Linked DNA regions of Homo sapiens: region 2 is linked to region 1. The links are chromatin contacts, found by Hi-C or POLR2A ChIA-PET in ENCODE. All regions are on one chromosome and are shown on one strand. Each heading gives the region's core, a stretch centred on a gene start or an enhancer-like site at or near the end of the contact. The rest is flanking DNA. Distances are from core to core; before and after follow the strand shown. Region 1 holds the start of CPNE2 (copine 2). Region 2 holds the start of POLR2C (RNA polymerase II subunit C).

Region 1 (3,202 bases), core at 417-2,916:
TTGCGTGGTTTCCACTTTTTGGCTATTATGAATAATGCTGCTACGTACATTTGTGTATGTTTTGTGTGGCCATATGTTTTCATTTCTCCCGGGTAGATATCTAGGAGTGGAATTGCTGTGACCCCTGGCCTTTGTACTCTGCCTCCTTGGCTAGGGATCTAGTATCTTCCTTGACAGGCCCAACTATCTCATCCTTCAGGTTTCTTAAAGGAAGCCTCGCTGACTCCCATGGCTGAGTTGGGTCTTCTGTGCCACCCTACCTCCAATCTTTGCACATTTCATATGGTGATATGATGGCCTGGGTCCTGATCTTGGCCCCCACAGGTGAGCAACTTGAGAGAGACTATCTGCTTTGGTTCACCACTGTCCATCCCAGTGCCTGGCTCTCCTGCTGCTGGAAAGACAAGAGACAGATTCTGAGGCCAGAGCAATCAGGAAAGTCTTCCTGGAGGAAGCGGGGCTGGAGTTGGGTTGATAGGTTGGTTTGCCCCAGAGCGGGGCAGAGGGCTTTGATTGGCTTCGGTGGAAGAAAGGTGAAGAGAGCTTGGAGAAAGGAAAGATGGATGGGTGACAGGCAGGCAGAGAACAAAGCTCAGAGCCCCGGGGGCTGTTTAGTCTCGGCCCCTGTAAGGCTGCAAAGTGCCAGTGACTCAGACGTGGAGGGAGGCTCACAGGCTGCAGCGCGCGAGGCTCCCACATTAACCCTCACCTGCCTGGAATCGAAAAGCCACAATGGAAGCACTCGGCATTAACCCTCAGCTGCCCAGTCCTTGAGCCCCAGGGCCAAGGGCTGTGGACATGGCCTTGAGATCCCCGGGAAAGCCCCGCCCCCCAGAATCTGGTTACGTGAGGCTCAGCCTTCTGATGCCCGGTGGTGAACTTGCCCAGAGAGCACCTAAATACCGCGGAGTGGCCAAAGGCTTGAGCGCCCAGCGACAGACAAGTGTCCTAAGAATTGGTGCCTCTTCTAGGGAAAAGGAGGCCTGGGCTCCAAGGCCTTAAAGACTCGCCTAATTTTCCGCACGGATGAGTAGACCCAGGCCCAGTTCGGATCCGTCTTTATCTTATCGTCTGTGTCAGAGAAATATGTCATATTTCCAATCTCTGGCGGCAAGAAAATGCCGAGCTCTTTTGCTATTGAAAAAAAAAAGGGAAGAAAACACTGCGGCCCTAATCCTGCCCAATACAACCCAGAACCCAGCCTTGGGTGTTGCCCCGAGGGCGCAGCGCCGCTCCCATCGGCGCTGGGGGTCCAAGCGGCCCTGGGGCCCCGCAGGCCCGGGCTGAGGCCACCCCTCTGTTCCCGCGTCGGTGGCCCTGAGCGCACGGCGCTCGGAACTCGGAGGTGCCAGAGGCTCGGGCAAAGCAGGCCTGGGGAGGGCGCGAAGCCGCGTTGTTCCGATCCTCAGCCACCTGAGTCCCAGCCTGGAACCTTCGGACCCTCGCGTTCGGCCCGAACGTTCGGGCCCCCTCGGTGCCAGGCGCCCCGAGTGCCGCGGCGCGCCGGGCGCGGGCTGGGAGCGGCGGACTGCGGGCGGGACAGCGCCCCCGCTCCTCCCGTGGGAGAGCGCGCGCCCCTCCAGGAAGCTCCCGCCTCGCCTCCCACTTCCCTCCCCACTCCCCTCCTCGGCCGGAGGGAGGAGCCCGAGCCGCCGCCGCCGCCGCCGCCCGCCCGCCCGGCCCGGGAGGAGGACCGGACCCCGAGCGGCTGGGAGCGCACGCGAGCGGGCCGTGGCCGCGCGGGCAGCGCCCTGAGCCTGTCCCGCGCCCGCGGGCCCGGCCGAGCAGGAGCAGCTCCCGGGGATGCCCGGGCGGCTCGGAGCGCGGGCAGCGGCAGCCGTGCGGTGAGGGCGGTGGCGCCCGCGGGACCTGCGGTGAGTGGGGCCCGGGCAGGCGGGGCAGCTTGGCGTGAGTGCCCAACTTCGGCCTTGGGGCTGGGCTCTTTGATCCAGCTGCGGGTCCGAAGGAACCCGGGTTCCGCCTCGGGGGGCTGCGGCGCTCTAGCCCCCGCCGCCAGCGCGAACCCGGACTCCGGCGCTTCGGTGACTCAGCTCCGACCCGGCCACGCGGGGGCGCCCCGCCGGCTCCCGGACTGCGGGGAAGGGCGGGCGGGGTCCCTGGGGAGGGGGGCGCCCTCGGGGGTCCGAGCCCAGCTGCTTTGGGGACCCTTCCACCCGCCCCGAGGGGCTTGGAGGGCGTACGGGAGGTGGAGACCCGCCGCTGCCGCAGCTGCTGAAGGCGTGAGGTCGCCCTGGCTCTCGGCGGGCGCTGGCTCCTCTCCGCTCCCCTCTGCCCTCCTCCCACCCCTCAACACCCACCCCCTGCCCCAGGCAACTGCCGGAGGGCCGGCTCCCAGCCCCGGTACTGGGAGCGCAGAGGGGGAGTGGAGCTGGGCAGCTTCCCAGAAGTCGGAGTGTGTTTGCAAACTAGTTTTTGCGAAAAAGCTGTCTGGCACCTGTGTGTTTAAAGGGGGTGTGGGGGTGGGCATGGAGAGAGCGGGCGAACAAGGCCCTCTCTTATTCCCCGTTTCTCACAGCGATGCTCCTCTGAAAATAGAGGGGTCTTACACCCTCTTCCCTGCTCTTCCCACCCCATCCCCCAGCCTCGCTCCACGTCCCCCCGAGTTCAAGAAGCTCTCCTATGGGGAAGGGGCTGCTTCAAAGGGGGCTGTGATTTGCCCAAGGTCACAGATGCTGCTGGCTCTGGTAGCTAATAGGGTGTTCATCTTGCATCTGAATCCCCTGCCCCATATGTACTGGGGGAAGGGACAAGGGGTCTGGAAGAATGATCTTCCAGACAAAACGCCCTTTTTTTTGTCTGCCTTAGTTTTTTGCTCCCTTAGAGGTGTGTGCTGTCATCAAAGGTTGGGGGGCTTTTTCTGCCCCTTGGGCATCCACAGCTTCACGGACTGCAGGGAGCCCATGGTTTTCAGGAAACAGGCGGTGTGCGCAGATTGTAATCCCTGGCAGCTGCAGCCTGCCCTGATGGGGAGGCCTGGGAGACCTGGGTCTGAACCCCACCTATGACCAACAGGGAACTTGGCCCAGACCCTCCCCCCCTGTGGCCCTCTGGGTCACCATCTGTGAAATGGGCTGATGTTCCGGGGCCTGCCTCCTGGAGAATGGACACAGCATGAAGGCGTGGTTTTATGGCATTCCGCCTGGCATAGGTCCAGGTGAGCTCCAGGACCGCCCCAGCCAGC
Region 2 (3,202 bases), core at 46-2,545, 370 kb after region 1:
AATACATAGTGGTAATTATAGTACCTCTGCGTCTCTGGGCTCAAGTCTTCCCATCAGTAAAATACGGGTAACAGAAGCCTTCCCACAGACCATCAGCTCCCTTGGCTGCTCTTGTCTGACGATTTTAGTGGTACATTCTTTAGCCCCAGTAATTTTCTCAGCCTCTACACTGGCTGGGTTCCCTTTGCACGTCTGGTTAGCTCTGTTTTCTGCTTTGCTCTCTTCTGCCTGTCAGCTGAATATTAATGGGGGAAAGTCAGCAACTAATTGAATTTCAGATCTCTTGTGGGTCTTCCACTGGATCTTTTTTGCACCTCTCAATTCCTTGTATCTCTTGACATCCTGTGAAGTTTTCGCAGTAGCTGTTCCAGTTTTCATTGCATTCTCCTTTTTCCTTCATAGCATCCATCTTACACTCAGCAGACAACCATAATTCTTAATTTACCAAGATGACACAGGTTATGGAGCAGGGTTCCATCAGTGCCCACCCTCTGTTTCAGGAAGAGGTGTCACTCTTTGCAAAGGCAAACTCCTCTTTATCTGGTTACTCTTCTCCCAACTCTTAAATGTATTTCCTGCCACGTTCTATTTTAGAGCTTTTCTCTGTTGGAGCAGCAGCCACTTTTTTTGAGGCCCATTTAAACCTCTCTCCAGTCTGTTTAGGGGACTTCAGTAGTTCTTTGTTGAGCATGCACCCCACATGGTGCCCACTGCCAGGCACTGGGGATGCAGAGACAAAGAGTTCCCACTCACCCACCACAGCTACACAGACTGTAGAGGAAGCATTAGGTTAAAGAACATTGTATCTTTTCCTGAAGTTTTCAGAAGTGCATGGTCCATACTTGAGACTGCAAGGGAAAGGGTATTTACTTATAATTCAGGTATACTTTGCTAAAATATACATTCATATTAAAATATACTTTTGTTTTTCTATAGATGTACAAGTTCTTTTTAAGTGCTTCATAGTATTCCATGTGTGTATACTCCACCAGGTCTCTTATCAATGGACAGTACAAACAGTACTACCACGAACGTCCCTGCACTCGTATCTTTGTTTACAACTGCAAGTGTTTCTGCAGTATGAATTCTTAGAAGTGTTACTGTTAAGTGAAGGACGTATGCGTGTTTTGCCAAACTACCCTCCGAGATAGCTGAATCTGGTACATTTTAAAGCAGGAGGCCGCAGAAGACGCTCGGCAGTTCTGGCCTCCGAGCAGCAGGCGGCGCTGTGAGTCGTCTTTGCGGAAGCCGCGGAGGCCTCGCTGACTGACTTCCGGTGTTGGCGGTGGCGCCGCGCAGTCACCGCGGAGCAGACGCGGAGGCTGGTGGCCCCTGGGCGAGATGCCGTACGCCAACCAGCCTACCGTGCGGATCACGGAGCTCACTGACGAGAATGTCAAGTTCATCATCGAGAACACCGACCTGGCGTAAGGCTACCGAGGGAAGAGGCTGGCGGCTCTGGGGCGCCGGGAGGCCCAAGCCGGGGCCCCGGGGCAGGGGGCGGGGGTGTAGTGGGGTGGGGTGGGGGCGATGTCCTTCCAGAGCTGCCCCCCTGCACCAGGGCTTTAGCTTTGGGAGCCTGCGGCGCGGGCCCAGCCTGTCGAGGCTGCAGCGCCTTCACGCCCCTTGGCTTTTGATCTTTCAGGGTGGCCAATTCGATTCGGAGGGTCTTCATCGCTGAGGTTCCCATAATAGGTAAGCGACTCCCCTTCCTCGTTCCCGCGCCCACGGGTTCCTGCCCCGCTCTCCACCCACACACTCTTTGGGGCTCCTTCCAGTCCTTGGTTCGGGCTGAGGGTGGTAGTGCTGAGAAAAGTGCATTGCTGGAGACTTGACCATACCCTGTGCCCTTGGCTCAGTGGCCGCCTCCCTGGCGCCCACGGGCCACTTAGGTCCACCCTTGTCCTGGGTATGCATTGCTGAGAAGCATGGGTTTAGCAGTGTGCAGACTTGGGTTCAAATACTGTTTTCACTACTATTGTTACAAAAGTTTTTAAAATGTTTTCAACTTTTATTTTGGAGTCAAGGGGTACATTGGTGCAGGTTTGTTGCCTGGGTATAGTGCGTGATGCTGAGATTTGGGGTATAAATGATCCTTTCACCCAGGTAGTGAGCATAGTACGCAATAGGTAGTTTTTCACCCCTAGCCCCACTGCCTCCCTTCCAGCTCTAGTAGTCACCAGTGTGTTTATTGTCATCTTTATGTCCGTGCGTACCCAGTTTTAGCTCCCATGCGGTGTTTGGTTTTCTGTTCCTGTGTTAATTCTCTTAGGATAATGGCTTCCAGGCCGCGCTCGCGCCTGTAATTCCAGCACTTTGGGAGGCCAAGACTGAGGAACACCTGAGGCCAGGAGTTTGAGACCAGCCTGGCCAACATGGGGAAAGCCCGCCTCTACTAAAAATGCAAAAATTAGCCAGGTGTGGTGGCTCCCACCTGTAATCCCAGCTACTGGGGAGGCTGAGGCAGAATTGATTGAACCCAGAAGGTGGAGGTTGCAGTGAGCCGAGATCATGCCACTGCACTCTGGCCTGGGCAATAGAGTGAGACTCCTTCTCAAACAAAAGAAAATAAAAAAGAAGATAGTGGCTTCCAGCCACGTCCATGTTGCTGCAGAGGACATGATTTCGTTCGTTCTTATGGCTGCATCACTTACTGCTTTTGTGAAACTTGGGCAAGTTATTAAACTTCTGTGTGCTGCAGTTTCCTCATCTGTAACATTCGGCCACTAATGATCCTTATCAGGGTAATGTTAAGGATTAAGTGAGGTAATCCATATAAGTGCTTTGTGTTTAGTGAGTGCTCAGTGCTGGTAGATGGCTTTTTTATTAATCTATTCCTTCAACAGCATTTATGGAGCATGAAAGTGGCAGGCATGGTGGTAAGCTCTGGGAATGCAAAGCTGTAGAGAACAGGGTTTTTGCCCTCATGGAGTCCACAGTGAGGTTGTAGGGGAGAGATGAATCCACAGACAACACTAAAGCAAGGTAGATTTTGATCAGTAGTTCAGGAGAAGCATAGCTGTGGTGCACTTGGCTCTTAGAGGAGGGAAGATCAATTTCTGGTCTGGTTCCAGCCACTCTGCTCCAGGTGCTTAATGCATTGATTATACTTGTATGAAATACTTCAAGCATTTCTGAGAGTCAGCTCAGAGAGTTTGGATTAGGCAAAATAAATATAAGTCATAGCTGTGGCATCAAATAT

What was found. Hi-C counts contacts between places; a loop is a spot of excess contacts on that map. ChIA-PET counts read pairs that join two places held with the same protein, here RNA polymerase II (POLR2A). Pooled maps may share reads with other maps.
Region 2: a pooled map shows a loop between it and region 1 (2.5-fold over the local background). The contact joins the promoter of POLR2C here to the promoter of CPNE2 in region 1. A Hi-C loop is called at or near these places in 1 of 168 maps with a recorded cell type or tissue (CD4-positive, alpha-beta T cell) and 4 of 50 pooled maps. POLR2A ChIA-PET finds 5 or more read pairs at or near these places in 3 of 52 experiments (WTC11, activated B cell and activated CD4-positive, alpha-beta T cell).

The regions. Positions count from the first base shown.
Region 1 is chr16:57,090,917-57,094,118 of GRCh38, forward strand. CPNE2 (copine 2) reads left to right here and starts at 1,667. Exons shown (of 16, transcript NM_152727.6): 1 at 1,667-1,874. RefSeq lists silencers at 1,189-1,258, 1,279-1,528, 1,639-1,688, 1,749-2,158.
Region 2 is chr16:57,461,384-57,464,585 of GRCh38, forward strand. It overlaps POLR2C (RNA polymerase II subunit C), which reads left to right and starts at 1,296. Exons shown (of 9, transcript NM_032940.3): 1 at 1,296-1,427; 2 at 1,646-1,695. The coding sequence starts at 1,342. RefSeq lists an enhancer at 1,154-1,448.